3 separate regions of the Homo sapiens genome follow, and all the other regions are linked to region 3. The links are chromatin loops, found by intact Hi-C in ENCODE. Cell type or tissue: CD4-positive, alpha-beta T cell. All regions are shown on one strand. Links, peaks and the distances in the headings refer to the core of each region. The heading gives the core; the rest is flanking DNA. Region 1 has its middle 33 kb from the start of SHLD1. Region 2 holds the start of LOC105372514 (a long non-coding RNA gene). Region 3 holds the start of LOC124904864 (a long non-coding RNA gene).

What was found. Peaks named below come from ENCODE experiments on the same cell type or tissue, not always from the same donor. Only the 100,000 strongest peaks of a DNase experiment are listed, where the experiment ranks them.
Region 1: it touches region 3 in a loop (2.8-fold over the local background); 10 of 110 quality-filtered maps call a loop at or near these places.
Region 2: it touches region 3 in a loop (2.0-fold over the local background); 12 of 110 quality-filtered maps call a loop at or near these places.

Annotation. Positions count from the first base shown.
Region 1 is chr20:5,712,059-5,722,703 of GRCh38, forward strand. No RefSeq gene overlaps it. Among named protein-coding and RNA genes, the nearest start is that of SHLD1, 33 kb to the right of the region's middle. RefSeq lists a silencer at 2,525-2,819. In CD4-positive, alpha-beta T cell, for the core only: no CTCF peak of the experiment used is centred there; DNase peaks (open chromatin) are centred at 2,123 and 2,713; H3K27ac peaks cover 2,977 bases.
Region 2 is chr20:5,700,036-5,710,680 of GRCh38, forward strand. LOC105372514 (a long non-coding RNA gene) reads right to left here and starts at 8,516. Exons shown (of 3, transcript XR_937224.1): 1 at 8,394-8,516; 2 at 8,145-8,204; 3 at 3,597-4,065. RefSeq lists a silencer at 2,308-2,602. In CD4-positive, alpha-beta T cell, for the core only: no CTCF peak of the experiment used is centred there; no DNase peak of the experiment used is centred there.
Region 3 is chr20:5,652,377-5,663,021 of GRCh38, forward strand. It overlaps LOC124904864 (a long non-coding RNA gene), which reads right to left and starts at 5,192. Exons shown (of 2, transcript XR_007067511.1): 1 at 4,969-5,192; 2 at 3,754-4,088. RefSeq lists enhancers at 769-868, 4,168-4,668, 4,669-5,169. In CD4-positive, alpha-beta T cell, for the core only: no CTCF peak of the experiment used is centred there; DNase peaks (open chromatin) are centred at 5,325, 6,685 and 8,595.

The DNA of each region.
Region 1 (10,645 bases), core at 176-5,175, 56 kb after region 3:
CTCTAATCTTCATCATGACATTGAAACAATTGTCTCCCTTTATATTTTAATTCTGTTAAGATTCCATGTGACATTATTATTTTGTTTTTGTTTGTTTGAGATGGAGTTTCACTCTCTTGCCCAGGCTGGAGTGCAACAGTGCGTTCTGGGCTCATTGCAACCTCTGCCTCCCGGGTTCCAGCAATTCTTGTGCCTCAGACTCCCAGATAGCTGGAATTATAGGTACGTGCCACCATGCCCAGCTAATTTTTGTATTTTTAGTAAAGACGGAGTTTCACCATGTTGGCCAATCTGGTCTTGAACTCCTGACCTCAAGTGATCCTTCTGCCTTGGCATCCGAAAGTTCTGGGATTACAGGCATGAGCCACTGCACCCCGCCTATTTTTGTTTTGTATACTGAATGCTTATTTAAAATTACTCACATATATAGCAATTATTTGCTCTTTATTCCTTCTTGCACCTCTGATTTTCATTTTGGATCATTTTCATTCTCCCGAAATAATGCCTGTTAGATTTTCCTTTAATGCATGTTTGCTGGTGGTTGAAGTCTTCTTGTTCAGTTTGTCTAAAATGTTTTTATGTTGCCTTTTACCCCCAACTTGTACTTGTAATTGCCTTTGTTCTGGAAGGATACTTTTGTCGTCAGTAGGATTCTACATTGGCAGTTATTTTCTTTCAGCCAACTGAAGATATAATTCCATTCTCTTCTAGCTCCTGTAAATAAGTCTTTTGAAAGGAATCTCTTTTTCCTGTGAATACTTTAAAATTGTTCTCTTTGGTTTCTGAAGTGTCTTCATAACATATCTAGGCGTTAATTTAAAAAAATTTATACTCTTTGGGATTTGTTAGGCTTCATGAATCTGTGGGTTGATGTCCTTCATTAGTTCCAAGAATTCTTAGGTATATATTTTTTCAAATGTTGCTTCTGCCTCATTCTTTGTCTTTTCTTCTTCTAAGACTCGGGTTAAATATATACTAGACCTTCTTCCATTATCCTCTAGATCTCCTCTCAAGTCTTGTGTGCTTTATGTCTTTTTGTCTTTCCGCGCTATATCCTGGATAGTTTCTTCTGACCTATCTTCTACTTTATGAATTATCCTTTCAGTTGTATCAAATATGTTTATTCCATCTGCTATGGACTGAATTGTGCACCCCTATATTCATATGTTGAAGCCCTAACCCACAATATGACTGTGTTTGGAGACAGGTCCTATATAAGGAGGTAATTAAGATTAACTTCAGTTATAAGGGTGGGTACCTGTTCTGATAGGATTCATGCACTTAAAGCAGAGACACCAGAAAGCTCACTTTCTCTCTCTCTGCCATGCAGAGAGAAGGTGGCTATTTGCAGCCTCATTAGAAACCCTAGCAGAACCTTGATCTTGGACTTTCCAGCCTCTAGAATGGAGTCTCCCTCAGAATTATTGTCTGATAAAATAATTTATGTTTTTAAACCACACAATCAGCTGGGTGCAGTGGCTCATGCCTGTAATCCCAGCACTTTGGGAGGCCAAGGTGAATGGATCACTTGAGTCCAGTAATTTGACACCAGCCTGGACAATATAGCAAAACCTCATCTCTACAAGAAATGACAACAACAACAACAAAATTAGCCGGGAGTGGTGGCACACACCTGTAATACCAGCCACTTGGGAGGCTGAGGCACAAGAATCATTTGAACCTAGGAGGCAGAGGTTGCAGTGAGACACGATCAGGCCACTGCACTCCAGTCTGGGTGACAGAGTGAGACTCAAAAGAAAAAGTAAAATGTTTTTTAAAAATGAAAGAATAGGCATTTAAACTTTTACCCGGGAAATTTCTTTTTCTTTCTTTTTTTCTTTTTCTTTTTCTTTTTTTTTTTTTTTTTTTTTTTTTTTTTTTTTTTTTGAGGCAGGGTCTTGCTCTGCCCCGAGGTTGGAGTGCAGTGATGTGATTATGGCTCCCTGCAGCCTCAACTTCCCAGCCTCAAGTCATCTTCCCACCTCAGCTCCTGAGTAGCTGGAACTACAGGCACATACCACATGCCCAGCTAACTTTTTTATTTTTTGTATAGATGGGTCTTACTATATTGCCCAGGCTGGTCTCGAGTTCTTTGGCCGCAAGAGATCCTCCCACCTCAGCCTCCCAAGGTACTGAGATTACAGGTGTGAGCCACTGTGCCTGGCCAGAACTCTCACTATACAGTCCTATCCATTTACAGCCCTTTGCCTACATGTCCTTAGATCTGTGTTTCCCAGATTTTCCCATAAATTCCCTGCAACCTTCCTTTTGACCTTGAGTGCTCTACACAGTCATCCCATTTCTAGTTCATCTATAGGAATAGTGGAGTTGACAGCAAATAATGTTTTTCAACTGCTTGAATATTAGAGTCCTTCTCCCTTGTACAGCAATATATGTCTATGATGAAGCTTAGTAAAATAGCTGTAGAACGAATTCGGAGATAAAATTACAGGAACTCTATAACAGCACATGTGGCTTTTCTCTGTCTCTGAATCTACCTCTTCTGGAAATGAACAGGAGTAACTTAGGTGAGCTCACAAACATAGCTACTACCATGCAGTATGTACCCTTACACCACCCCTGCCCCCACTCCCACTGTAGTTTCCTGGGCTTTAGTCTGTTCTAAGTTCTTTGATGCTTGTGAAGCTACTTCTGCTGACTTTGTTGACACTGACATTGTTACCATGGTTACCAGGGAAGTCAGACAATATACTGAAGGGGAGTTGCTTCCTGCCCTAACCAGGACAAAGACACTATAACCTTTGAGGTTGCTGGTGTATCCGTGTCCTCAGTGAAGAATTCATGTATGAGCTGAGGTTGCCAAAGAAGCAGGGAAGCTTTCTTCCCCCTCCTTTGCCTCACACTCTGTTACACTGAGTTAGAAGACATTTACCTGTGAAAACCACAATGACACACTGTTCTACCTAAGAGGCTGGCAAGATCAAAATGACTGATAAACTGTATCAGAAAGGGCGTGGAAAAACAGATATTGTTGGTGGAATGTAAATGGACATAATCTCTTTAGGAGAACAATTTGGGCATCCATACCGTTTGATGGAGCAACTTTATCCCTAATTTATAGCGCAACGTGTGCAAAACAAGCACATGGATAGAATAGTCAATGTGGCAGCATCTGTAAGTCGAAGATTAGAAACAATGGGACAGCACACTCAGTGTGGCCTTTCCATGTGCCATTGGCTCCACTCCCAGTTCACCTGCAGCCAGGGAGGAAGGTTCTGTATGTGCTGACAAGGCTCCCCACCTCAAGCCACCTGCAGCACCCTCAAGGGAAATCTTCAACCAGTGATAATGAAAGATGACGCATGTCTTAGTCTACTCAGGCTGCCATAACAAAATACTAAACACTATGTGGCTTAAACAACACAATTTTATTTGCTCACAGTTCTTGATTCTAGAAGTCCAAGATCAAGATTCTGGCTGATCTGGTTTCTGATGAAGGCTTTCTTCCTGGCTTGCAGGAAAGGCCATGTGAGGAGGTCTTAGTGAGAAGGCCTTAGTGCATGCACATGGGAAGAGAGAGCAAGCTGTCCAGTGTCTTTTCTCATAAGGGCACTAATCCTATCAGATCAGGGCCCCACCCTTATGATCTCAGATAACCTTATGCTTGACCCTTGAACAACACAGGGGCTAGGGACATCAACCCCTCACACAGTTGAAAACTCACATATAACTTTTGATTCCTCAAAAACTTAACTACCTCAAGGAATTAGGACATGGAAAAATAAAACTAACTACTAATAGACCATTGTTTGTTGACCAGAAGCCTTATAGATGGCCTTACAGATAACATAAACAGTTGGTGTGTGTTATATGTATTATATACTGTATTCTTACAATAAAGTAAGCTAGATAAAGAAAACCATAAAGAAGAGAAAGTATATTTACTATTCATTAAGTGGAAGCAGATCATCATAAAGGTCTTCATTCTTGTCTGAGTGTTGAGTAGGCTGAGGAGGTGGAGGAGGAAGAGGAGGGATTGGTCTTGCTGTCTCAGGGGTTGCGGAGGTGAAGGAGGTAGAAGGGGAAGCAGGAGAGGCACACATGGTGTTAATTTTTATTGGAAACATTCCACATATAACGGGACCCAAGTAATTCAAACCAGTGTTGTTCAAGGGCCAACTGTAATTACAAAAGGTCTAATCTCTAAATATTAATACATCCTCACTGGGGTTTAGGTTCCTAATATATACATTTAGTTGGGGGATACATAGACATTCAGTTTATAACTGCATGTAAATACCACAGCTTTCCAGTCTTTTGGTGTGATGTTTCTGAGGCTTCTTCTACCCATTCTCTCAGAGGGGCCCCATTGAGCTAGGGCTGTCCTAAGTGGGGACTTATTTATTAATCTACCCTTTTGTGAGTCTCCTCCCTTCCCTCTCACTGGGCTTCCTGGGATCTCCTTCCAAATAAATGACCTGTACCCAAGTCCTTGTCTAAGGGTCTTTTTTTTTTGGGAGAATGGGACAAATGTTTCAAATCACCAGTCATTTGAATCTAAAGTTATTCCTACAAGAGCTGCTATGGTCTGAATGTTTGTGTTGCTCCCTGCTCTCCCAGTTTCCGTGTTGAAATTGAATCACCAATATGATGCTATTAGGAAGTAGAGCATTTGGGAGGTGAGTAGATCATGAGAGTAGAACCCTCATGAATAGGATTAGATCTTTTATTTTTATTTTTATTTTCAGACAGGGTCTCACACTGCCACCCAGCAGGCTGGAGCACACTGGCGTGATCTCAGCTCACTGCAACTTCCGCCTCCTGGGCTCAAGCAATCCTCCTGCTTCAGCCTCTTGAGTAGCTGGGTCTACAGGTACACACACCACACCCAGCTAATTTTTGTATTTTTTGTCGAGACAGGGTTTTGCCATGTTGCCCAGGCTGGTCTCAAGCTCCTGAGCTCAAGCAAATCTGCCTGCCTCAGTCTCCCAAAGTGCTGAGATTACAGGCGTGAGCCACCGCGCCTAGCCTGGATCTCTTATAAAAGAGATCTCAGAGAGTTAGCACATCTGTTCCACCATGTGAGGACACAGCTATAAGGTGCCATCTATGAATCAGGGCCTCACCAGACACTGAATCTGCCAGCACCTTGATCTTGGACTTCACAGCCTCTGGAGCTTTGAAAAATAAATATCTGTAGTTTATAAGCTACCCAGATTATTATATGTTGTTATAGCAGCCTAAGCAGACTAAGAAGGTATTCAGTCCTGCAGGTTGTCCCATATTCCTAGTACTGTGGTTGAAATTGTTATATATTGGTTCCTGTCAAACGCCAGCTCATACAGCAGCGTGGGAGAGACTGGAATTGAAGAGACTCTGGAAATTGGTCTGCCCTGAACAGGGAATGAGGCAGGAAACAGGAAGACAGACCCAGTGGCAAGTACCAAGAGCCCAGTCTAGAGGAAAGAAGACCATATCCACCGGGCACATCGGGGCAAAAGCAGGGCTCCCGTCTCCCACCAAACCTAGAAGGTCCTCATAGATGAGTGGAACATCCATCTACTCTTGAAGAAACGAGGCAGAATTTGAAACTTTGAAACACATTCTAACAAATTGTGATTGAAAAGTTAGATTTAGAGAATTACAACCATATCTGTTCTGACTTTTTTTTTTTTTTTTTTTTTTTTTGAGACGGAGTCTCGCTCTGTCACCCAGGCTGGAGTGCAGTGGCGCGATCTCGACTCACTGCAAGCTCCGCCTCCCAGGTTCACGCCATTCTCCTGGCTCAGCCTCCTGAGTAGCTGGGATTACAGGTGCCCGCCACCACGCCCAGCTAATTTTTTGTATTTTTAGTAGAGACGGGGTTTCACCATGTTAGCCAGGGTGGTCTTGATCTCCTGACCTCGTGATCCACCCACCTTGGCCCCGCAAAGTGCTGAGATTACAGGCGTGAACCACCGCACCTGGCCTAACATTTTAGTTTTCTTATTCTTTTTTTTTATTTTTATTTTTTGAGACAGAGTCTTGTTCTGTTGTCCAGGCTGGAGTTCAGTGGCAAGATCTCTGGTCACTACAAACTCTGCCTCCCGGGTTCTTGTGCCTCAGCCTCCTAAGTAGCTGGGACTACAGGCATGCACCACTATGTCTGGATAATTTTTTGTATTTTTAGTAGGAATGGGGTTTCACAATATTGCCCAGACTGGTCTCGAACCTCTGAGCTCAGGCAATCTGACCACCTCGGCCTCCCAAAATGCTAGGAGTGCGGGCGTGAGCCACCGTGCCCCGCCAGTGTATCATTTTGTGCCTATCTTTTTCCACTCACCATGCTAGTGAGGTTCATCTGTGTTGTGTGTATACTGACCATATATTAAGTAGCCTACTTACAGAGAATACAAAGTTGGTAATAAAGGCAAACATTGAAAATTGTGTTTTTCATCTTCTCACATATGAAAGAAAAAAGATATAAGTAATCCAAATAGGATATATCTCACTCTATCTCCCAGGCTGGAGTGCAGGGCAAGATCTCAGCTCACTGCAGCCTCAACCTCCTGGACTCAAGCTAACCTCCCACCTCAGCACCCCTCTCCCCAGAGAAGCTGCGACTATACGCACACACCACCATGCCCAGCTAATTTTTGTAGAGACAGGGTTTTGCCATGTTGCCCAGGCTGTTCTGGAACTCCTGGGCTCAAGTGATCCCCCACCTTGGCCTCCCAAAGTGCTGGGATTACAGGCATGAGCCATCACACCTGGCACTCCAGCCTGGGCAGCAAGAGCGAAAATCTGTCTCAAAAAAAAAAAAATTGACATAAAGATACTGAATTTAGATCTCCTTTTTGTTTTTCTTTGAATGCTCTGAACATCTTACCAAAAGGACAGAGAAAGCATCTGATGATGTCTGGAATCTATATGAGCACACATTTGAAAGTGACTGTAATAACATTACATCAAATATATACTGCAAAGAGAGGCTAAGAGAGCAGGAGCCAGGCACATAGCCACATTTGGCAAAGCTGCAGCAGATTTTGTGCCAGTGGGCAGGTGCCCAGAATTCAGAGCTGGGCAGAAGGTCAGGAAAGGATGGGTCATTCAAGTCCAACATGTCACAACTCAGCAGGCAATGGATCCTGGGGCTTACTGCCTAGGTAGCATGAAGCACTTGGGAAGAGTGCTTGTTTAATCCTGGGGCTCAGACTGGTGAGATATGGTAGTGGGTGGCATGGGAGGGAAGGGACATGGACTATATGGTCCACCTCAGAATGGACTAACACCATAGACTACCCATCGTCCAAAAGACTGTGGTGCACTCAGCTTGCTCCAAGTTGCTCTTGGTATCTAAGATGAGCAAATACAATGGATGAGACAAGGCAGCAGGTATTTACAGATTACAGGTCTTCACAGATTGCAGGTCTTTCTTGAAGTAAAGCAGATGGCAGTCTTGTGAGTTGCAGTGTTTTTCCCAGCAGGAAACTGATGTCACATGCAAATAGGGTAATTAGGAGAATTTCATAGACTGTTTACAAAGGTGAGGGTCAGGCAAGGGAAACCAAAATGAATGGTTCAGTGAAAGGAGGCTACCAAGAGGGGGAAGCCCTTTATATCCCTAGGTCTGAAGGGACAAGGGGCAGTAGTAGTTATAGTTAAAGAGACCAGGAACCTTACGCTAGAAGCAACCTTCTGCTAGAAGCTCAGGCCATCAGCAGGAGGATGAAGCCAACCTACACAGCAATCTACAGGGAGGAATCCAGGAACATCAATTCTCCAGCCTTATTTACCTCCCGTCGGTACCCTCCTTGGCTGAATCCAAAGGGAAGGCAGAGGGAAGTAGCCCACTGAAGTCATTCACAAAGGTCAGCCTTCCAGGATGCAGAACAGAATGGAGAAAGGTCGAGATTGGATCTGAAGGGGCAATTGCAAGATACCCAATACACCATATCGTCTGCACATCCAATTCAGGACAACAGTCTGAGGCTGGTGTGGGAGGAGGACACTGGGGACCCCTGAAGGAAGTGGCCAGTGAAGATGAGTCATGGGCATCCGGTTCTGGCTGTCATCCCACTGTAGAACTAGCAGTATCTGCTGGAAACCAGAAGCAACCAATAGATAAAGCAGCAAGGCTAGGGCAAGGTATGACTCAGTGGACAACACAGTCAATTTCACGTCAGATTCATTCATTCATTTAGTCGTTCATTCTGGGCTTCTCAAACTCAGCACTATTGACATTTTGAGCCAGGTAATTCTTTGTTTTGTCTGGCACTTGGTTTGATATCAGCTGGGGTGACAGAATGACTTAGTCACTTGCCACTCATCATCCAGCAGGGTAGCCTGGGCTTGTTCACGTGATGGCAGAAGAGCTTCCAGCAACAAGAGGCTAAGCCTCAATGCACAAGTGTTTTTCAAGCCTCTGTTTGCATCTCATTTGCTAATGTCCTGTTGGACAAAGCAAGTTACTTAGCCAAGCCTAGATTCAAAACACCAAAAAAATTTGACTCTATTTCTGGATGGAAGAAGCTGCAATATATTGTGGGCTTCCTCCCAAACTAACTCATTGTGTGGTGAGGGTGGTGGTAAAGCAATGGTGGAGATGTTCAAGAGAAGTGCCACAGACAAGCCACCTAATGTTGACAATATAAATGAACTGAATCTACCCTATAATTATCTTAGACTTCCCACTTGGCGTTAGCAATAAGTGCATAACCACCAAAGACGGTGGTATATAAAGTTATAAATAGAGATATCATGGAATGGTAGAATGCATTTAAGTGACCAGTTAAGCCCATCCAGCTTACCAGTTTGCAGTTCTTGAGAAGATTATCCGCCCTTTACATATTTCTGGTATGAGCATTATCCCAGGTTTTATCTCAGAAGCTTGGCAGCTTCTGAAAACCGACTGTTTCACTGGAAAATGTTGTGCAAACTAGATCCAGCAGGGTCTGCATGCCAACAGTGAACATATCCTTTCCAAGAAGGGGCTCTCCAAAACAATACGTCCTAATGTTCTGTAGGTCAAAATTAAGTACAAAAGGCTATAAATCATTGCTTCTAACTAGCAATTAGCAGATAGGTGAGCCTAGGACAAGGACAAAATGCACCATCAATTTGGCCTGTTAGAATTTTTGTTTTGGAGTGATATTTTTAAGAAAGAGAAATATAAACTTAAAAAAAAACCTTTTTAGGCCAGGCGTGGTGGCTTACACCTGTAATCCCAGCACTTTGGGAGGTCGAGGAAGGCGGATCGTGAGGTTAAGAGATGGAGACCATCCTGGCCAACATGGTGAAACCCCATCTCTACTAAAAATACAAAAATTAGCTGGGCTGGTGGCACACACCTGTAGTCCCAGCTACTTGGGAGGCTTAGGCAGGAGAATCGCTTGAACCCGGGAGGCGGAGGTTGCAGGGAGCCAAGATCATGCCATTGCACTCTAGCCTGGTGACAGAGCGAGACTCTGTCTAAAAACAAACAAACAAACAAAAACAACTTTTTTTGAGAAAGGGTCTTGCTCTGTCGCCCAGTCTGTAGTACAGTGGCACAATCACTGCTCACTGTAGCCTCAACCTCCTGGGCTCAGGTGATCCTCACACCTCAGCCTCCCAAGTAGCTGGGACTAGAGGTGCTGGCTAACTAAAACAATTTTTTTTCTTTTTTTTGTAGAGACAGAGTTGGGGGTTCAGCGGCAGGGGAGCTCACTATGTTGTCCAGGCTACTTTCAAACTTATAAGGTTGGCTGAACAGGGTGGCTCACGCCTGTAATCCCAGTTTTTTGGGAGGCCAAGGCAGGCAGATCACCTGAGGTCAGGAGTTCAAGACCAGCCTGGCCAAAATGGTGAAACCCCATCTCTACTAAAAATACAAAAAATTAGGTGTGGTAGTGCACGCATGTAATCCCAACTCCTAACTAGGGAGGCTGAGGCAGGAGAATCACTTGAACCCAGGAGGAGGAAGTTACAGTGAGCTGAGAATGCGCCACTGCACTCCAGCCTGGGCAACAGAGCGAGACTGTCAAAAACAAAAACAAAAACGAAAAAACAAAAAACAACCCAAAAAACAAAAAGACAAAAACAACTCATGGGGTCAAGTGATCCTTTCTTCTTGGCTTTCCCAAGGTGCTGCAATCACATTCCCAAGATGTGAGCCAGTGCGCCAGCTAATTCTCGATAGTGACATGGTGTTAATTGCTAAGAGCATGGACTCTGAAGCCAGAGTTCATGGTTCAAATCCCAATTTTCCCACTCACTGTGACCTTGGACAAGTCACCTAATCTACCTGTGCCTGAGTTTCCTTGTCTTTAAAATCAGGATGTAATAATAGTATCTACTCCTAATGATTGTTGCAAGGACTAAATGAGTTAATATTTCTAAAGTTCTGACCAGGCGGAGTGGCTCATGCCTGTAATCCCAACACTTTGGGAGGCCAAAGCAGGAGGATTGATTGAGCTCAGGAGTTCAAGACCAGCCTGGGTAACATGGAGAAACCCCGTCTTTACCAAAAATACAAAAAAATTATCTGGGCATAGTGGGGCTGCGCACCTATAGTCCCAGCTACTTGGGAGGCTGAAGTGGGAGGATGGCTTGAGGCTGGGAGGCAGAGGCTACAGTGAGCTGAGTTGGCACTACTGCACTCCAGCCTGGGTGGCAGAGTGAGACTCTGTCTCAAAAACTAACTAACTACATAAATATTTCTAAA
Region 2 (10,645 bases), core at 4,689-9,688, 49 kb after region 3:
TGATCCTCCTGCCTCGGCCTCTCAAAGTGCTGGGATTACAGGCGTGAGCCACTGTGCTCCGCCTGTAAGAGTATTTTAGGCTGGGCACGGTGGCTCACATCTGTAATCTCAGTACTTCGGGAGGCCAAGGCAGGCGGATCACGATGTCAGGTGTTCGAGACCAGCCTGGCCAACATGGTGAAACCCTGTATCTACTAAAAATACAAAAATTAGCCAGGTGTGGTGGTGTGTGCCTGTAATCCCAGCTACTCAGGAGGCTGAGGCAGGAGAATTGCTTGAACCCGGTAGGCGGAGGTTGCAGTGAGCCAAGATCATGCCACTGCACTCCAGCCTGGGTGACAAAGCAAGACTCCATCTTGAGAAAAAAAAAAAGAGTATTTTAGAGAGTATTTTACCTGTACTGAATGTGATTTTACTGTGAAGGCAGGAATGCCATGAAGTGGACACAAATGCAATGCCGTTTGGTTGTTAGAGTGCAGCTATTTTGTGCAGGTTGGGAGCTGCACAAAGGTGTATCATTATGATTCTTCAGCATCTCTGTAGGAGCACAAGAACACTTGTCAAATTGCATGATAATGACTAAGCATGTGAGGGACGAAGTCACCAAAAACAGGGCTGGCTATGTGAGAGTCCTAAAGAAGGCTCAGGTAGGCTGTTGCCAGTTTACAGCTTTACCTTTATTTATATTCCTTTTTTTTTTTTTTGGCAGAATCTCACTCTGTTGCCCAGGCTGGAGTGCAGTGGCACAATCTCGGCTCACTGCAATCTCTGCCTCCCAGGTTCAAGCGATTCTCGTGCCTCAGCCTCCCAGCACCTGGGACTACAAGTGTGCATCACCACGCCCGGCTAATTTTTTGTATTTTAGTAGAGATGGGGTTTCACCATGTTGGCCAGGCTGGTCTCGATGCACCCGGCTACCTTTATTTGTATTCAACAAGTGATCACTAGCAGGCTCTGTGCTGAACATGCAGTTATACCTGGAATCATTCAACAGTGAAAACCTATGAACTTTATTTACTCATGTATTAATGTATACAGTCACCCTGTCATGCCGTTCAATAAGCACAAATATCTTCCGTGCATTCAGAATTTTCTGGAATTTGGAAAAACAAAGATAAATAAGGCTGAGGACTTGCCCTGAGGAATTTACAGCCTAAAAAGGAAGACATAAATGAACAGGTAGCTGATGCAACAGTTCAGAAACATCAAGAGCCTGAATCTTCTACAAGACCCAAGGAGGATAAAAATCAAACTTTTCGATTATAATATTTAAGATAACTTTAAGTTCTCCCCCCCCTCCCCCTCCCCCTCCCTCTCCCTCCGGTCTCCCTCTCCCTCTCTTTCCACGGTCTCCCTCTGATGCCCAGCCGAGGCTGGACTGTACTGCTGCCATCTCGGCTCACTGCAACCTCCCTGCCTGATTCTCCCGCCTCAGCCTGCCGAGTGCCTGCGATTGCAGGCGCGCGCCGCTACGCCTGACTGGTTTTCGTATTTTTTTGGTGGGGACGGGGTTTCGCTGTGTTGGCCGGGCTGGTCTCCAGCTCCTAACCGCGAGTGATCCGCCAGCCTCGGCCTCCCGAGGTGCCGGGATTGCAGACGGAGTCTCGTTCACTCAGTGCTCAATGGTGCCCAGGCTGGAGTGCAGTGGCGTGATCTCGGCTCGCTACAACCTGCACCTCCCAGCCGCCTGCCTTGGCCTCCCAAAGTGCCGAGATTGCAGCCTCTGCCCGGCCGCCACCCCGTCTGGGAAGTGAGGAGCGTCTCTGCCTGGCCGCCCATCATCTGGGATGTGAGGAGCCCCTCTGCCTGGCTGCCCAGTCTGGGAAGTGAGGAGCGCCTCTTCCCGGCCGCCATCCCATCTAGGAAGTGAGGAGCGTCTCTGCCCAGCCGCCCATTGTCTGAGATGTGGGGAGCGCCTCTGCCCCGCCGCCCCATCTGGGATGTGAGGAGCACCTCTGCCCGGCCGCGACCCCGTCTGGGAGGTGAGGACCGTCTCTGCCTGGCCGCCCCGTCTGAGAAGTGAGGAGCCCCTCCGCCCGGCAGCCGCCCCGTCCGGGAGGGAGGTGGGGGGTCAGCCCCAGGCCCGGCCAGCCGCCCCGTACGGGAGGTGAGGGGCGCCTCTGCCCGGCCGCCCCTACTGGGAAGTGAGGAGCCCCTCTGCCCGGCCGCCACCCCGTCTGGGAGGTGTACCCAACAGCTCATTGAGAACGGGCCATGATGACAATGGCGGTTTTGTGGAATAGAAAAGGGGGAAAGGTGGGGAAAAGATTGAGAAATCGGATGGTTGCTGTGTCTGTGTAGAAAGAAGTAGACATGGGAGACTTTTCATTTTGTTCTGTACTAAGAAAAATTCTTCTGCCTTGGGATCCTGTTGATCTGTGACCTTACCCCCAACCCCGTGCTCTCTGAAACATGTGCTGTGTCCACTCAGGGTTAAATGGATTAAGGGTGGTGCAAGATGTGCTTTGTTAAACAGATGCTTGAAGGCAGCATGCTCGTTAAGAGTCATAACCACTCCCTAATCTCAAATACCCAGGGACACAAACACTGCGGAAGGCCGCAGGGTCCTCTGCCTAGGAAAACCAGAGACCTTTGTTCACTTGTTTATCTGCTGACCTTCCCTCCACTATTGTCCTGTGACCCTGCCAAATCCCCCTCTGCGAGAAACACCCAAGAATGATCAATTAAAAAAAAAAAAATCAAACTTTTCATTCCCTCTTTACAGTGTTGATGATCTCTATCTGAAAGTCTTGAGTGAATGCCTTTCTGGTTAATCAGTCACCATTGGCTGAGGGCAGGGGCTCACACCTGTAATCCCATCACTTTGGGAGACCGAGGTAGGAGTTTGAGACCAGCCTGGGCAACATTGCAAGACCCTGTCTCTATTTTATTTTATTTATTTATTTTTTTTGAGATGGAGTTTTGCTCTGGTTGCCCAGGCTGGAGTGGAATGGTGTGATTTTGGCTCACCACAACCTCCGCCTCCCAGGTTTAAGTGATTCTCCTGCCTCAGCCTCCTGAGTAGCTGGGATTACAGGCATGTGCCATCATGCCTGGCTAATTTTGTATTTTTAGTAGAGATGGGGTTTCTCCATGTTGGTCAGGCTGGTCTCGAACTCCCGACCTCAGGTGATCCACCTGCCTCATCGTCCCAAAGTGCTAGGATTATAGCCGTGATTAAAATTATTTTTTTAAAAAAGGCTGGGTGCAGTGGCACACACCTGTAATCCCAGTACTTTGGGAGGCCCAGGTGGGAGGATCACTTGAGGTCAGGAGTTTGAGATCAGCCGGGGTAACACAACGAGACTCCTGTCTCTACCAAAAAAAAAAAAAAAAAAAAAAAACAGAATCCTAACAACAATTAAAAAAAAAAGTAACCATCCTTTCTTTCTTAAATGAAGTAATAGCCCAGTTGCCTTTCCCCCTTGTATCTAGTGCTATTTAGAAAGAAATGGGAAACAAAGAGGGAGAGAAAGAGGGAGAAAGCCTAATATAATTGCACACTGACCTGCAAGGTAATTGAGATGCTTTCTCCACACTCCAAGATTTTTCCAAGGATAAAAAAACTTTCATTGTTATATTCGTGGTAAGTTTATATTTACATCAGTGTAATCACTAGCTTAAAGTGTCTGGTGGATTTTCCTGCTGGCAGCTTTGGTGAGTGAGGAACTTTATGCTCCAACAATGGAAAGCCCAAGTCTAGCTTTCCTTGCAGAGCTAAAAGAATGGGTTCCGGGAATGTCACAGCACTGACGTTTTCATTAGTCTGGAAACTTCATCACTGGAGTTGGTGGAAGTAAGATTTAAGTCTCAGATGTGACTTCTACAGTGAAAATACCAAAGAGCCTTCCTATGAATAATTAAATGGCTGTACTGAGCCAGAGCAACAGCAAAAGATAAAAAGCACCCGTTTGTCATCAGCCGGACTTAAAGGGGCTGAGTCCGGTTTTTATTCAACCTGCTTCAAGTGCAGCTGTGTCAGCCTTCACTCTTTTATTGGCAGGAAGGGAAGCTTTTGGTATCAGATGTTCTTCCACAGGAGAACTGCTTGTTTGCTTAGTGAAACTGCAATAATAAAATTAATTAAAAGCTTTTTATCATTTAGCTATAGCACAGAGGAAGTATAAATGGACATTCAAAATGGCAAGATGAGTTCAAGGCCACGTAGCAAATATACCTATAGTCAGTGTAAGGATTAAAACAATTAAGATGCTTTTGTCTTTTAATTTTTTTTTTTAAGAGAGGGTCCTGCTTTGTTGCTCAGGCTGGAGTATAGTGGTGCAATCATGACTCATTTCAGATTCAAACTCCTGTTATCGAGGGATCCTCCCACCTCAGCCTCCCAAGTAGCTGGGATTACAGGTGCACACCACCATGCCCTGCTAATTTTTGTATTTTTTTAATGCAATGGGGTCTCACTATGTTCCCCAGGCTGGTCCCAAACCCCTCGGCTCAAGTGCTCTTCCCACCTCAACCTCCCAAAGTGCTGGGATTACAGATGTGAGACTGTGCCTGACCTAAAATTCTTAAAGTGCTTAGTGCTGGCTCACAGGAAATATTACTATGCGGTAGCAATTCTTATTCCTGACCAGTTTTCTGTATTAGTTTCCTATTGCTGCTGTGACAAATTACCACAAGCTTAGTGACTTAAAACAACACAAATTTGGCCAGGTGCAGTGGCTCATGCCTGTAATCCCAGCACTTTGGGAGGCTGAGGCAGGCAGATCACAAGGTCAGGAGATCAAGACCATCCTGGCCAACATGGTGAAACCTTGTCTCTACTAAAAATACAAAAATTAGCTGGGCATAGTGATGCCTGCCTGTAGTTCCACCTTCTTGGGAGGCTGAGGCAGGAGGATTGCTTGAACCAGGAGGCGGAGGTTGCAGTGAGCCGAGATCGTGCCACTGTACTCCAGCCTGGGCAACAGAGTGAGACTCCATCTCACACACACACACACACACACACACACACACACACAAACAACAAAAAACTACAAATTTATCTTATAGCTCTGGAGTCAGATATTTCAAATGGGTCAGCAGGGCTGCATTCCTACTGGAGGCTCTAGTGGAAAATCTGTTTCCTTGCCTTTTGCAGCTTCTAGAGGCCACCTGTGTTCCTTGGTTCATAGCCCCACATCACTCTGACCTCTGTTTCCATCATCACGTCTCCTTTTCTGACTCTGATCCTCCTGCTTGGCTCCTATAAGGACCCATGTGATGACATTGTACCCACCTGGATAATTCAGAATAATCTTCCCATCTCAAATCTTTAATTTGATCACATCGGCAGTCACTTTTGTCCTGGTAAGGTAATGCCCACAGATTCTGAGGATTAGGGTGTGGTCTTGTTTGGGAAACAGGACATTACTCAGTTTACCACATCTTCTTTCAATTTCACTGCTCTAGGCTGGGCACAGTGGCTCACGCCTGTAATCCCAACACTTTGGGAGGCTGAGGCGGGCAGATTGCTTGAGTCCAGGGGTTCAAGACTAGCCTGGGCAACATGGTGTGATCTCATCTCACAGAAAAATATAAAAATTAGCTGGACATAGTGGAGTGCACCTGTGTCCCAGCTACTCTGGAGGCTGGAGTGGGAGAATTGCTTGAGCCCAGAAGGTCGAGGCTGCAGTGAACTGAGATTGTGCCACTACACTCCAGCCTGGGTGACACAGACCCTGTCTCAAAAAAAAAAAAAAAAAAAAAGAAAAGAAAATTTCTGCTCTATTTTGGCTGAAATGATAGCAGCTTCCATTGACTAGTGCTAGCCCTATGAGGGGGTTTAGAAATGACAGAAAATGCACTGGGTGTAGCAGATGCAGACCGCACTGTTATCCTTGCCCTTATTATTTCTGGGCTCCCTGGCCAGATTTTCAACTGCCCACAGTTATAACTATTTGCCTGAGGGCCTTCTGTGGCTGCCAGAGCTTAACTTGCCCCTGGGAGGCAGATGAGAAGTGTCAAGGAATTAGTCCTCCTCTCTGCCCCAAGCAGCTGTTAATCGATGGCTGATAACGACCCAACTCCCCTGCCCTTTGCTGAGAAAACTCCTAGGTGTGTGTTATACACAGTCTTCTAGAGTTCCCCAGTGGAGGCTGGGAGCAGTGGCTCATGCCTGTAACCCCAGCACTTTGGAAGGCTGAGGCGGGAGGATCGCTTAAGCCCAGGAGTTCGAGACCAGCCTGGGCAACATGGTGAGGCTCCCATCTCTATTAAACAAACAAGCAAACGAACAAAAACACAAAATTATAGAGTGCTCCCGTGGTCCGCGGTGTTGACTTGCTTGGTAATATGCCCTCTCCTCTGTGGTCTGCCTTCCCTTTCTGATCCCATTTTCTCTACTCCCCTAGTAATGTTTTCTGGATCATCTGGTAAATAAACTACTTACATGTGAATCCTTGCCTCAGAGTCTGCTTCTAGGGGAATTCAAATTAGCATATCGAAGCAATCAAGTAAGTTGTCAGTGTCCCATGGCTACTAAGTGATAGAGGAAGGTTTTGAACCCAGGTCTGCCGCAGAGCTCATGTTCTGTAACCGCTCCCAGTCACTTGTCTTTTTTTAAAAAAAATTTCCCTTTTCTTTTTCACCTGCTGTCAAACCCAGTCACTTCTTTTAGCTGGCTTTGCGGCTCATTGTACCTAAGGGAGACTGTGGACCCAGTGTGTAATAAAGCTAAAAGGTGCCTATTTTCAAGTTCCTGATTTGAAGGAAGAGTGTAGACCCTGATCTGGTGGGGATGGGGGTGCTGTAACTCTCAGGCTGCGGCCGAGTGTGGGAGCGCCCTGGGCATCCTTGGGCAGCACACACAGACTCATGGGTCAGATGGGAGTGGCTGGATTTCCACTATTTTTCTGCGTTCAAATTCTGCGGCAGGACATAGTAACAGAAAACTGGCTTAAAAAGTATGCGCATGCATGTCCTTTATCAATACGTAATGTGCTTACGGTAGTACACATCAGGACACAGACCCAGGACCCAGGCAACTTTCCTGGAATGTGGCTCTACTAGAAGTAGCTTTCCTAGAATATGGCTTTTAGCCCACAAACTGCCTGCACTACCGAAGAAGAAGGAAAAGAAATAGGTGGTCTGTCTCTGCTCCCATTTTGTTTGTTTGTTACTCTTTTTTACACTCTAGGGTTGATATTGTCATAATTTTATTTTATTTTATTATTTTTTTTTTGAGACGGAGTTTTGCTCTTGTTGCCCAGGCTAGAGTGCAATGGCATGATCTTGGCTCACTGCAACCTCCACCTCCCAGGTTCAAGCGATTCTCCTGCCTCAGCCTCCCAAGTTGTTGGGATTACAAGTGCCCTCCACCACGCCCGGCTAATTTTTTGTATTTTTAGTTGAGATGGTGTTTCTCCATGTTGGCCAGGCTGGTCTCGAACTCCTGACCTCAGGTGATCCACCAGCCTCCACCTCCCAAAGTGCTGGGATAACAGGCGTGAGCCACCGCACCTGACCGATATTGTCATAATTTTAAATCTGATTTCTGATTTCACTAGGACAAAAACTCACAGGAGAGGCAAGGCTGATTTGGCTAGTCTTTCTACCCGTAAGAGTTCTGTGAAGCTTTTTTTTTTTTTTTTTTTGAGACAGAGTCTAACTCTTTCCACCAAGGCTGGAGTGCAGTGGTGTGAACATGGTTCACTGCAGCCTCAACCTTCCAGGCTTAAGTACTCCTCCCACCTCAGCCTCCCTGGGACCATAGGTATGTGGAACCACACATGGCTAAGTTGGTTTTTTTTGGTTTGTTTGTTTTGTTTGTTTTTCTATATTTTTTGGAGAGACAGGGGTTCACCATGTTGGCCAGTCTGGTCTTGAACTCCTGGGCTCAAGCGATCTTCCTGCCTTGGCCTCCCAAAGTGCTGGGATTACAGGTGTGAGCCACCACCTTGGTTTGTTTTTTAAGAGACAGTCTCACTCTGTCACCCAGGCTGGAGTGCAGTGACCTAATCATAGCTCACTGCAGCCTTGAATTCCTGGACCCAGTTATTTTTGTTTTCTTTTTGTAGAGATGGGTTTCTCTTTATGTTGCCACCAGACTGGTCTTGAACTCCTGGTGTCAAGCAATCCTCCTGCCTCAGCCTCCAAAAGTGCTGCGATTACAGGCATGAGCCACCATACCCAGTAAAATTCTTTACCTTGTGAGGTTTATGTGTTTATTTTGTGTTCAGACACTTTAGTCTTTGGAGAAAAAAACCCTGAAAAACAAAGAGTTGCATTAGCATTAGAATATGAGAAAAAGAAGGGTCACATTTAGAATATTGCAAGGCTATCAATTCACAGAAGGTATACCTGGCACATCCCTCTGAGTATTGGATGCCACTTGGTTTGAATCCTTTACTTACGGGATAAAACCGTAGGTGTTCTACCTAATCTCTATCAGTTACCTTATCAGTGACACAGGTGATGTTACAGTTGTTGGCTGCATCCCTACTGGAAAGCTGGAAGAATGGTCCATGCTGGTACATTATTCGTGGGTTAATCTAACTCTACAGCTGCACCATCCCAGGAAGCCTAAAAAATGTGAAGGTTTAGGAAATTGAAACGTTATTGACTTTTTACTCCTTGGCATCTTGTCATCTCTCAGTCCTGGCTCTTTTATTGTTGGTTTATAATCCATGGGCTCTGAATCTACCACAATAACTTTATGTTATCTATTACATATGGTATTATATAATAGCAAATATTATATTATATTACCAATATCGTGTGGTTGGCTGCATAGCATTTATTGCAAAATCATGATTTGGGCACATTTTACTCAAAATATGTTTGAATCAATTAATTTTTTTAAATCTATTTTTAAAGACAGGGTCTCTCTCTGCCACCCAGGTTGGAGTATAGTGGCATGATCATAGCTCACTGCATCCTTGAACTCTTGGGCTCAAGTGATTATCCCATCTCAGCCTCCCAAGTAGTTAGGACTACAAGCGTGCACCACCACACCTGGCTAATTTATTATTATTATGCTTTGTAAAGATGGAGTCTCACTGTGTTGCCCAGGCTGGTCTCCAGCTCCTGGGCTCAAGTGATTCTCCTGCCTCAGCCTCCCAAAGTGCTGGGATTATAGGCATGAGCCGCTGTGCCCACCTGAATCAATTTACTGATTTTGTTTTGTTTTGTTTTTGAGACCGAGTCTCACTCTGTTTCCAGACTGGGGTGCAGTGGCGTGATCTCGGCTCACTGCAACCTCCATCTCCTGGATTCAAGCTATTCTCGTGCCTCAGCCTCCTGAGTAGCTGGGACTACAGGCGTGAGTCACCGTGCCCAGGTAATTTTTGTATTTTTAGTAGAGATAGGGTTTCACCATGTTGGCCAGGCTGGTCTCGAACTCCTGACCTCAGGTGATCTGCCCTCCTCAGCCTCCCGAAGTGCTGGGATTACAGGCGTGAGCCACCGCACCCAGACTTTGAACTATTGTTCTAAAAAAAAATAGATTTTACCTTGACCAAAGAGTTTGGGACTAAATATTTTCCCCACTAGAAACATGTTGAAGTACTTATGTGGGAAAAGGGAACAGCACAGGAAATGTTGCTGAGCAAATCTCTTTACCCCCTCTTTTCAGACTGCAGTTTCACGGGGATTCCTACGCCTAAGTGCTAACACGTGTGCCTAGAAAAACAGAGGTGGCATGGATGTTAGAAGGCCGTGTGCAAGTGGATGGCATCCAATCCATAGAGTGCTTAGAGAACAGTGGAGAAAAGATGAAGGGACAAAGAGATTGTGAAGCCAGATATCCTAAGGCTGTTGAGAGAAGCTCAAGGGGGATTGGGAGTTGGAGACTTCATCCCTCATGTGGCTGAGCTGCAAGAGTAGCTCACTCCTTTCTTGATGACAGTTACTCCAAGTCAGATAATATTTTGCCTGGCCTCCGCTCAGTAAATTGAAAATGTGCAGCCATTTGAAACTACACCATGGCAGTGGCTCATACCTGTAATCCTAGCACTTTGGGAGGCTGAGGTGTGCAGATTGCTTGAGCCCAGGACTTTGAGACCAGACTGGGTTACATAGTGAAAACCCATCTCTACAAAAATAAAAAATAAAAAAAATTATCTGGATATGGTGGCCAATACCTATACTTCCAGCTACTTGGGAGGCTGAGGTGGGAGGATCATCCGAGCCCAGGAGATTGAGGCTGCAGTGAACTGAGATTGCTCCACTGTACTCCAGCTTGGGCTACAAAGTGAGACTCTGTCTCCAAAAACAAAACAAAACAAAAAACAAAAACAAAACAAAACAAAACAAAAGAACTACACCATGGGCCAGGCATGGTGGCTTGCACCTGTAATCTTAGCACTTTGAGAGGCCAAGGTGGGAGGATTGCTTTACGCCAAGAGTTCGAGACCTGCCTGGGCAGTATAGTGAGACCCCCCATCTCTAATAATAATAATAATAATAATAATAATAATAATAATAATAATAAAAATAATAAAAAGTTAAACTACTCTAGGTGCAGATTTTGGGGGCACAAGGATTTGCTGTGCACAAGCTGGGACATAGCTGCCTGTCCTGAAAACGGAGGGGTCTTGTCCACTTTCCCACCATACGCTGTGGTCATCCTTTTGACAGTCCACTCCATTGATGGAACAGATAAATCAGAAGGCCTGCTGGAAGGAAACCAATTGTTCAACTCTGCTTT
Region 3 (10,645 bases), core at 3,625-8,624:
CCCAGTTCACTGTAACCTCTACCTCCCAGGTTCAAGCAATTCTCCTGCCTCAGCCTCCCAAGAACCTGGGACTACAGGCATGCGCCACCATGCCCAGCTAACTTTTGTATTTTTAGTAGAGACGGAGTTTCACCATGTTGGCCAGTTTGGTCTCAAACCCCTGACCTCGGGTGATCCCTCTGTCTCAGCCTCCCAAAGTGCTGGGATTACAGGCGAGAGCCACTGAGTCTGGCCCAATTATGCTTATAACTCAATAGTCAGTTTTCTGGATTCCTGAAGCGCAGCACTTTAAATTATATGTAGGGCACTGAAGGATTGTTTGACATCCACACCCTGGATCCCACCAGTTCCCTAGGCCTGAGAGGCCTGTCTCTCACTTCTTTGCCTTGGACTGCCACACCATTTTTCAGCCTGTCCCCCATGTCCCATCCCCCCAAATCTCCATGATTCACAAGGTATGTGAGTGTATCAGATTTCATTAAATGGTTGTGGTAATCTCAAACTACGTACGAAATATATGAGTAAAGCATATAAGAATTAGGCTATGTAAGAAGTTTCCTCTTGTTAAAGGGAAAATCTGGCTGGGCATGTTGGCTCACACCTATAATCCCAACAATTTGAGAGGCCAAGGTGGGCGGATCACTTGAGGTCAGGAGTTTGAGACCAGCCTGGCCAACATGGTGAAACCCCATCTCTACTAAAAATACAAAACTTAGCTGGGCATCGTGGTGCATGCCTGTAATTCCAGCTACTCAGGAGGCTGAGCCTGGAGAATTGCTTGACCCTGGGAGTGGAGGTTGCAGTGAGCCGAGATGGCACCACTGCACTCCAGCTTGAGTGACAGATGGAGACTTTGTCTCAAAAAAAAAAAAAAAAAAAAAGGAAAATCTGAAAAGTTCAAATCTTCACTGGGTTTTCTTGTTGGCACACTTCAGTTTCTAAATCTTCCCCCACCAACTCACTTCCTACTTCCTGTCGAACATCCTCTTTGACTGCCATGCATAGCTCTATAGCCCATTCAAAACCCCAGCCCCTGCCCACAGGACTTAGTTTTGGGTCCTTGTCTATGTCCCTCCCTGAGCAGAAGACATGGTCCTGAAACTGATTTACTAGGTCTGGAGTAATGCCTTGGGGCAAGGGGGTCAGGACAGTTCTCGAAGTCTTGGCATTCCTAATCTCATCAAAGAGTCCAGTGTGGATGTGGATGCCCTAACTCCAAATCTTCCTACCAGTGTAGTTGCAGATACAACTCTTAATTTCTTTTTTTGAGACAGAGTCTAGCTTTGTTGCCCAGGCTGGAGTGCAGTGGCACAATCTCGGCTCACTGCAACCTCTGCCTCCCCAGTTCAAGCAATTCTCCTGCCTCAGCCTCCCCTAGTAACTGGGATTACAGGCTTGTGCCACCATGCCTGGCTAATTTTTTATATTTTTGGTAGAGACAGGGCTTCGCCATGTTGGCCAGGCTGGTCTCGAACTCCTGACCTCAGGTGATCCACTTGCCTCAGCCTCCCAAAGTGCTGGGATTACAGGTGTGAGCCACTGTGCTCAGGCACGACTCTTAATTTCTTAGTTGCCCACCAGGGAACCGAAGGATCATATACACACAAACACACACACATAGTCTCCTAAAGACAAACATAAATTCTCAGTGCGGTCTAAGTGCAAATGGAGGAAGTAAAATGTTTTCCAAACACCCCCTATAATTTGCACAGTTTCTGTTCCCCTATGAATATACAATTTCACATTTCTTTTTTTTTTTGAGACGGTGTCTCGCTCTGTCACGAGGCTGGAGTGCAGTGGCGTGATCCTGGCTCACTGCAAGCTCTGCCTCCTGGGTTCACGCCATTCTCCTGCCTCAGCCTCCCAAGTAGCTGGGACTACAGGTGCCCGCCACCACGCCTGGCTAATTTTTTTTGTATTTTTTAGTAGAGATGGGGTTTCACCGTGTTAGCCAGGATGGTCTCAATCTCCTGACCTCGTGATCTGCCCGCCTCAGCCTCCCAAAGTGCTGGGATTACAGGCGTGAGCCACTGTGCCTGGCCTTCACATTTCTGTATAAGGCAATATTAATTCCTTTTCTTAATTTGCCTTCCCCTTTCCCCTTTCCAGTTGTGTCTTCTCAAGCCTGTTTGGAATATGAAAGAGGTCTGTGACTGAGCTGCTGTGCCTCTCAACAACTGCTGTCAGCTACACAAAGACCCAGCTAAAGCTCCAAAATGAATATTGTGTGTGTGTGTGTGTGTGTGTGTGTAGTTATTACTTCGGGCTATTTGTCCTACATATATTCTATTTCCTGCTTTTTAACAAAAGTCTTGTGACCCAAAGCTGATTCAAGGTATCCATTATTCAGAGTAAATAGAGAGTCATAGTCATCAAATTCCACATGAGATCCTCTGAACTCTTGTGAGTGCAGAGGGAGAGGCTCCCTAAGAACTACAATAGAGATAATAATAGTGCTTACCTCATGGGGTTGTTGGGAGGTTTCAGTGACTCATATATAACGCAAGTGTACACACAGAATCTGTAAGTAAAATGCTAAGCATGGTACCTGGTAAGTGCTTTATACGTTTTTAAAAATTATTATTATGTATATCATAGCTACAGTTTCTACACAGGATTTCAAATTTTTTTTTTTTTTTGAGACAGAATCTCACTCTATTGCCCGGCTGGAGTGCAGTGGTGCGATCTTGGCTCACGGCAACCTCTGCCTTCTGGGTTCACGTGATTCTCCTGCCTCAGCCTCCTGAGTAGCTGGGACTACAGGTGCACACCACCATGCCTGGCTAATTTTTGTATTTTTAGTAGAGACGGGGTTTCAGCATGCTGCCAGGATGGTCTTGATCTCTTGACCTTGTGATCCACCCACCTCAGCCTCCCAAAGTGCTGGGATTACAGGCATGAGCCACTGCGCCTGGCCAGGATTTCAATTTTTTAAAATGGCACTGCTCACTTCGGGAGGCCGAGGCAGGAGGATTGCTTGAGGCTAGGAGTTTGAGATCAGACTGGGCAACATAGCAAGATGCTGTCTCTACAAGAATTTTAAAAATTAGCCAGGCATGGGCATGGGGGCACGTGCCAGGAGTCCCAGCTACTCAGGAGGCGAGGTGGGAGAATTACTTGAGGCTAGGAGTCTGAGGCTGCAGTGAGACATAATTGCATCACCGCACTCCAGCCTGGGTGACAGAGCAAGACCCGTCTCAAAATAATAATAATAGTAATAAATAATAAAAGGTCATTGCTTTAAAATTGTTTGAAAACCTCAGCTCTGGATCAAACTTCAAAGTACAGGCTGAAGGAAAGTATCAATTGTCAAAGAAAGACCTTTGTACCTTCAAGGAACCCATGCTTAAAGAAAACACACTCTCTTTCATCATGTAAATCAGCCATGGGTTTTGAAAACCATAAGAATCAGGAACAGGCCAGGTGCAGTGGCTCATGCCTGTAATCCCAACACTTTGGGAGGCTGAGGCCAGAGGTTTGCTTGAGCCCAGGAGTTCAAGACCAGCCTGGGCAAAATAGTGAAACCTCATTTCTACAAAAAATTAGCCAGGCTTAGTGGCACACACCTATAGTCCTAGCTACTCATTCAGGAGGCTGAGGCAGGAGGATCACTTGAGCCTGGGAGGTTGAGGCTGCAGTGAGCTATGATCTCGCCACTGCACTCCAGCCCGGACAACACTCTGCACTTCATTCTGGACAACAGAGCAAGACCCTGTCTTAAAAAAAAAAAAATCAGTAACATTTGTGGAGCACTTTCTATGTGCTGAATGCATTGATGGTTTATTCTCTAAAACATCCCCATAAGGTAGGCTGCAGTATCATTAATGCCATTTTACAGATGGGGAACTTGAAGTCAACTAGCCTAAGAGTAAACATATTGGCTCACAAATTGGGAAATCCAGGGGAAGGCTGTCTTCCGATGTGGCTGGGCAGGTGTAGTGTGAGCCAGTAGGTCAAATCTTGTGATTATTTCTCGCCTTCTCCTTCCCAGGTCAGCTGTGATCTCAGCAAGCGTCTTTCCTCATCAAAGGCTCCATGCACGTTCCTCATTCACATCCAATGATGTAGAAACTTCTCTTCTGGTGGATCTTTTGGAAAATTAGGAAAGCTACTTTTTTGTTTGTTTGTTTTTTGAAACAGTCTCGCTCTGTCCCCCAGGCTGGAGTGCAGTGGCGCGATCTCGGCTCACCGCAAGCTCCGCCTCCCGGGTTCACGCCATTCTCCTGCCTCAGCCTCCTGAGTAGCTGGGACTACAGGCGCCCGCCACTACTCCCGGCTAATTTTTTTGTATTTTTAGTAGAGACGGGGTTTCACCGTGTTAGCCAGGATGGTCTCGATCTCCTGAGCTCGTGATCCGCCCACCTTGACCTCCCAAAGTGCTGGGATTACAGGCGTGAGCCACCGCGCCCTACCGGAAAGCTACTTTTTTGAAAGGCTTCAGCCGGCTTCTCATTGTCTCACTGCCCTGATTCAGAAATAACTGTGGCCCAGGGAAGGAGGAGAGGCTGGCTTTTCCTAATGCCTTAAACCTGAGGCTGAGTATGGAATAAATCACTCCAAAATTGCACTCCATAAATAGGGGAGGAACTTCCTTTGGGAAGTTCAGAGTTGTTGCAGATTTGTATCCCAGGAGCTGATTCTGAGAAGAGCATTCATGTGCAGGTTTATTAGGGGGTGTCCTTAAGACCTGCACCTGTGGAAGGGAAGGCCAGATAGCAAGAGAGGGCACAGGGAGAAGCTGGGCTGCGAGGCAGAGTAAGGGCTGCAGCCAGCCAGGTGACCCTTCAGACGTGCCTGCATTGGAGCAAGGTGGGCGGGAGTGAGGGGGCCAGGCCTTTCTCCCATCCCCTCCACAAACCAGGTATGGTCTGTGGGATGCCCAGGAAGGAAGCAAAGCCTGGAGTGGGGTGGGTGGCCCCTTTTTTAGAAGAGGGTAGTTCCTGGAGAGGCAATCAGCCATCAGCTTACAACACTTCCAGCAGCTGAGAGAAGAAATCCTTCCAGCCCGAGGAGGAATCTGGGCAGCACATCCCAGGAATCTGGAAGCAGTCATGGAAAAGGAAACAAGTCACTGAGAGGCCAATCCTGGATCTCAACTCAGTCCTTTCAGAGGCCACTGCTACAGCCCCCACCTCATCGCTTCCTGTTCAATGTATGCTGATTTCTACACACTGACCGCTGTAGGCATTTCTGGAAAGAATCCCAGATCAGAGTTTTTAAGTATCAGCTGCCTATCCACGTGTGTCTTGTGAGCAACTAAGAGGGCTGAAGGCAAGGAGGAAACCGGTGGTGATACACCTCATTGGGTGGTTAAAGAGACAAGATGTCTGGCCAGACTCTCACCAGAGAACTGTCCAGTCTGAACAAATGAGGAACGTGAAGAACTTGGAAAGGTTACAAGGAAGTCACCGCGATGATGAATGTTTTCCTGAACCAGCACGGACAGGAAAGAGCAAAGGCTGCAAATCAGGGCTGACCTTGGTGATCTCCGTCTTTTACATTGGGATGCAGAATTCAGCATGCAACCACATGCAATTTACAAGCACAGGCTCCTTCTGGGAAATGTGCCAAATTAGTTCATTCCTGACAAAATAATTAAAATCCTACAAATATTAGGCTCATGCATTTAGCCATTTTATTTCAGCTGTTTTGTGTGTTCATAGATAGTGAAATTAAAAACACTTGTGGCCTGGCATGGTGGGTCACACCTGTAAACCCAGCACTTTGGGAGGCTGAGGCAGGAGGTCTGCTTGAGCTCAGGAGTTTGAGACCAGCCTAGGCAACATAGTGAGATCTTGTCTCTGCAAATATTATTTAAGCTCACAACTATAATCCTAGCCCTTTGGGAAGCCAAGGCAGGTGGATCACTTGAGGCCAGGAGTTCGAGACCAGCCCAGCCAATGTGGTGAAATCCCATCTCTACTAAAGATACAAAAAAATTACAGGTGCACACCTGTAGTCCCAGCTACTCGGGAGGCTGAGGCACAAGAATCATTTGAACCTGGGAGGTGGAGGTTGCAGTGAGCAGAGATGTGCCACTGCACTCCAGCCTGGGCAACAAAGCAAGATTCTGTCTCAAAAAAAAATTATTAAAAAAATTATCCAGGGGTGGTGGCGCACACCTGTGGTCCCAGTTACTTGGGAGGCTGAGGTGGGAGGATCACTTAAGCCCAGGAGGTGGAGGCTGCAGTGAGCTATGTTCATGCTACTGCACTCCAGCCTGGGAGACAAAGCAAGACCCTGTCTCAAAAATGTAAAATTAAATATTTTAAAACAGGACAACATTACAAAATACAAATAAAAACACGTGTATTGGGGTCAAGCACAGGGACTCATGCCTGTAATCTCAACACTTTGGGCATATAAAGTGGGAGCATCACTTGAGCAGAGGAGTTTTGGGCCGGCCTGGGCACTGTAGTGAGATCCTGTCTCTACACAAAATAAACATTAAAAATTAGGAGGCTGGGGCGGGAGGATTGTTTGGACCCGGGAGTTCAAGACCAGCCTAGGCTACATAGAGAAACTCCATCTGTATTGTTAAAGAAAAAAAAATTAAAAATTAAAAAAAAAAAACATGTATTGGAAGAAAATACTCTGGCAGCTTCAAAACACCTGACAAGAGGGGGAAACCCTGATACAGCTTCAGAACTTCAGCCCATGGAAGCTGCATTCAACAAACTACTGAATCATGTCTGGTTCCCATGGCAACAGCCCTGAAGCGGCTTCACTGAACAAGACTGAATGTGATCAACTGCCAACATGGAAATATCAACCCTTCCTCTTTGTTTTTCAGCATTTCTCTCACTGACATTCTGTGTTGCAAAGCAGGCCTTGGAACGCTGCCCGTATCTCCCTCCTAGATTCACCAAATTTCAGCGGTGAAGCCCCCCTCCACTGCATTTTTAGTGTAGAACCTTGCCAGGGTTGGGGGTGGGGGAGGTGGGGGCCACTGCATACATTCTAAAGGACAAGGAAAATAATTTCAGATAGTTCCTTACCCACCCATGTCCCTCACTAAGAGCCCTGGTTTTTCTCTCAGGCAGTAACGCTTCTTTCTGTTGGACTCAAATCAGCATATTTATGTTCCATAGCAAGACAGATTTCCTAAGTAAGAGAGAAGCTATTTTTAGAGGATCTTGAAAGGGGGGAAGATCTCAGAAACGACCTAAACTTAGATCCAGCTTTTGGTACAGTGTGCCTCACAGGGACATAGACTGCACGTGCACAAACATTTCTTGCAGCCTGTTATAAACTTCCTGAGATGCCCTCAAAGCCTGCGCTGGGGTGGGGCCCAGAGCTTCCCCCTGGAGGTGCCATAGATCCTTGCCCTTCTTTCCCTTTAAGAACAGCACACTGTCAGTTCTCCAGCTCTTGAAGAGCCCTACAATGAGGTCAGACCATATCAGTGGTACATCTGGGCTGTCTGTCAGTGCATTTGGGTGAGTTCGCTTCGAGGGAAAGAATGTCAGCCGTAGTGAGTTTGTGGTTAGAGAGTCACTTGTAGATATGAGTGTGGACCCCACGCTGGAGTGCAGTGGCACCATCTCAGCTCACTGATGGAATATTTGATGATTTCTATCACCAAATGAAGCCAGGGGATGGGTGTGTGGGAGGTTATGATACTATTCTCACTACCATGGTGGATAGTGAGCATAAAAATTACACGTGGCCAGGTGCGGTGGCTCACACCTGTAATCCCAGCACTTTGGGAGGCCGAGGCAGGCGGATCACCTGAGGTTGGGAGTTTAAGACCAGCCTGACCAACATGGAGAAACCCCGTCTCTACTAAAAATATAAAATTAGCCCGGCATGGTGGCGCATGCCTGTTATCCCAGCTACTTGGGAGGCTGAGGCAGGAGAATCGCTTGAACCTGGGAGGCGGAGCTTGCAGTGAGCTGAGATGGTGCCACTGCACTCCAGCATGGGTGGCAGAGTGAGACTCTGTCTGAAAAAAAAAAGAAAAAAAAAAAAAAGAAAGTACACATAACCAGCCCTGGTGGAAGGTTATAAGGTTATGTGTTCCTGGAGGAAGCATTCTTTCAATTGAGACCTCAAGGATAAGATCAGCTAGCAGGCCCAAACTGAGGGTGGAGGGATGAAGTGTGAGGTATTGGTTGGATAAGTGTTCCAGGCAGAGAAAACAATGTAGGCACATGCCTGAAGGTGAAAGCAAGCTCCTTGGGACTGGAAGAAGCTCAGTAGGATTGCATTAGAGCCTGGCAATAGATGAGGCAGAGCACTGGAATGGACGGTCAGGAGACAGTGGTAAAAAGTCTGGGCATTTCTCTGAAGAGCAATGGGAAGCCAATGAACAAGGCATTTACTTGACTGTATTCATGCTTTAGGAAAATTACAATTAAGCTTTATTGTCCCAAGATAGTCCTAACTTTAGGAAGTCTTCCTTGGGCAGGGAGTGGCGGCTCACGCCTATAATCCTAGCACTTTGGGAGGTGGAGATGGGTGGATCACTTGAGGCCAGGAGTTCAAGACCAGCCTGGCCAATATGGTGAAACCCCATCTCTAAAATACAAAAATTAGCCCGGCGTGGTGGTGCGTGCCTGTAATCCAGCAACTCAGGAAGCTGACACATGAGAATTGCTTAAGTCCAGAGGCAGAGGTTGCAGTGAGCCGAGATTGTGCCACTGCACTCTAGCCTGGGCAACAGAGCAAGACTCCATCTCAAAAAAAAAAAAAAAAGTCTTCTTTGAAGATTTCTCAAAGAACTACCATTCGACCCGGCAATCCCCCTACTGCATACATACCCAAAGGGAAAGACATCATTATATACTAAAGATATTTGCACTCATGTTTATTGCAGCACTATTTATTCACAATAGCAAAGATGCAGAATCAACCTAAGTGTCTATCAATGGATGATTGAATAAAGAAAATGTAGTGTATACATACACGCACACACACACCATGAAATACGACTCAGCCATAAAAAAGAATAAAATCATATTATCTGCAGCAAAATGGATGGAATGGAAGGCTACTATCCTAAGGGAGATAACTCAGAAACAGAAAGTCAAATACTGCCTGTTCTTACTTATAAGTGGGAACTAAACAATGAGTACACATGGACATTCAGAATGAAATAGTAGACATTGGAGACTCTGAAAGGCGGGAGAGTGGGAGGGGAATGAGGTTTGAAAAATTACTTATTGTAGGCTGAGTGCAGTGGCTCACACCTGTAATTCCAGCACTTTGAGAGGCCAGGGTGGGAGGATTACTTGAGCCCAGGAGTTTTCAGACCAGCCTGGGCAACACAATGAGACCTCATCTCTACAAAAATAAAAGTAAAAATTAGCTGGGTGTGGTGGCACATGCCTGTATTCCTAGCGACTTGAGAGGCTAAGGCAGGAGAATTACTTGAGCCCAGGAGTTCCAGGTTGCAGTGAGCTATGATTGCACCACTGCACTTCAGCCTGGGAGACAGAGCGAGACTCTGTCTCTCTTTTTTTTTTTTTTTTTTTGAGATGGAGTCTCGCTCTGTCACCCAGGCTGGAGTGCAGTGGCATGATCTCAGCTCACTGCAAGCTCCGCCTCCTGGGTTCAAGCCATTCTCCTGCCTCAGCCTCTCAAGTAGCTGGGACTACAGGCGCCTGCCACCACGCCTGGCTAATTTTTTTAGTAGAGATGGGGTTTTACTGTGTTAGTCAGGATGGTCTCGATCTCCTGACCTCGGGATCTGCCTGCCTCGGCCTCCCAAAGTGCTGGGATTACAGGAGTGAGCAACCGTGCCCAGCCCTGTCTCTTAAAAAAAAAAAAAAATTACTGGCCAGGCGTGGAGGCTCACACCTGTAATGTAAAAAAAAAAAAATCTAGTGGGTACAATGTTCACTATTTGGGTGATGGGTACACTAAAAGCTCAGGTTTACCACAACGCAGTATGTGCATATAAGAAATCTGCACTTGTGCCTCCTAAATCCATACAAATAAAAAAAAATGGCCGTGTACAGTGGCTCATGCCTGTAATCCCAGCACTTTGGGAGGCTGAGTGTGGATCACAAGGTCAGGAGTTCGAGACCAGCCTGGCCAACATGGTGAAACCCCGTCTCTACTAAAAATACAAAAATTAGCTGGGCGTGGTGGCAGGCACATGTAATCCCAGATACTCGGGAGGCTGAGGCAGGAGAATTGCTTGAACCTAGGAGGCAGAGGTTGCAGTGAGCTGAAGTCACGCCACTGCACTCCAGCCTGGGGGACAGAGTGAGACTCTGTCTAAAAAAAAAAAAAAAAAAAATTAGCCTGGCATGGTCACGTGTGCGTGTGGTCCCAGCCACTCAGGAGGCTAAGGTGGGAGAATGGCTTGAGCCCAGGAGTTTGAGGCTACAGTGAGCTATGATCATGCCACTGGACTCCAGTCTGGGTGACAGAATGAGATTCTGCCTCTAAAGTAAGTAAATAAATAAATACATAATCAAGCCTCCTTTGAATATTCCAGCCCTCCTTGCTCTGAGCTGCAGATTCCACCCTCTCTTACTGTAGGTTGCTATTGTTTCATGCTAAGGTTAAGTGAGGCCAAAAGGGTGGAGGCGTAGGACTGGTAGCCTTATAGAAAGAGGAAAAGAGAGAGATTGCTGTCTCTCCACATGCGTGCACTGAGGAAAGGCCATGTGGGCACACAGCTAGAAGGCAGCCA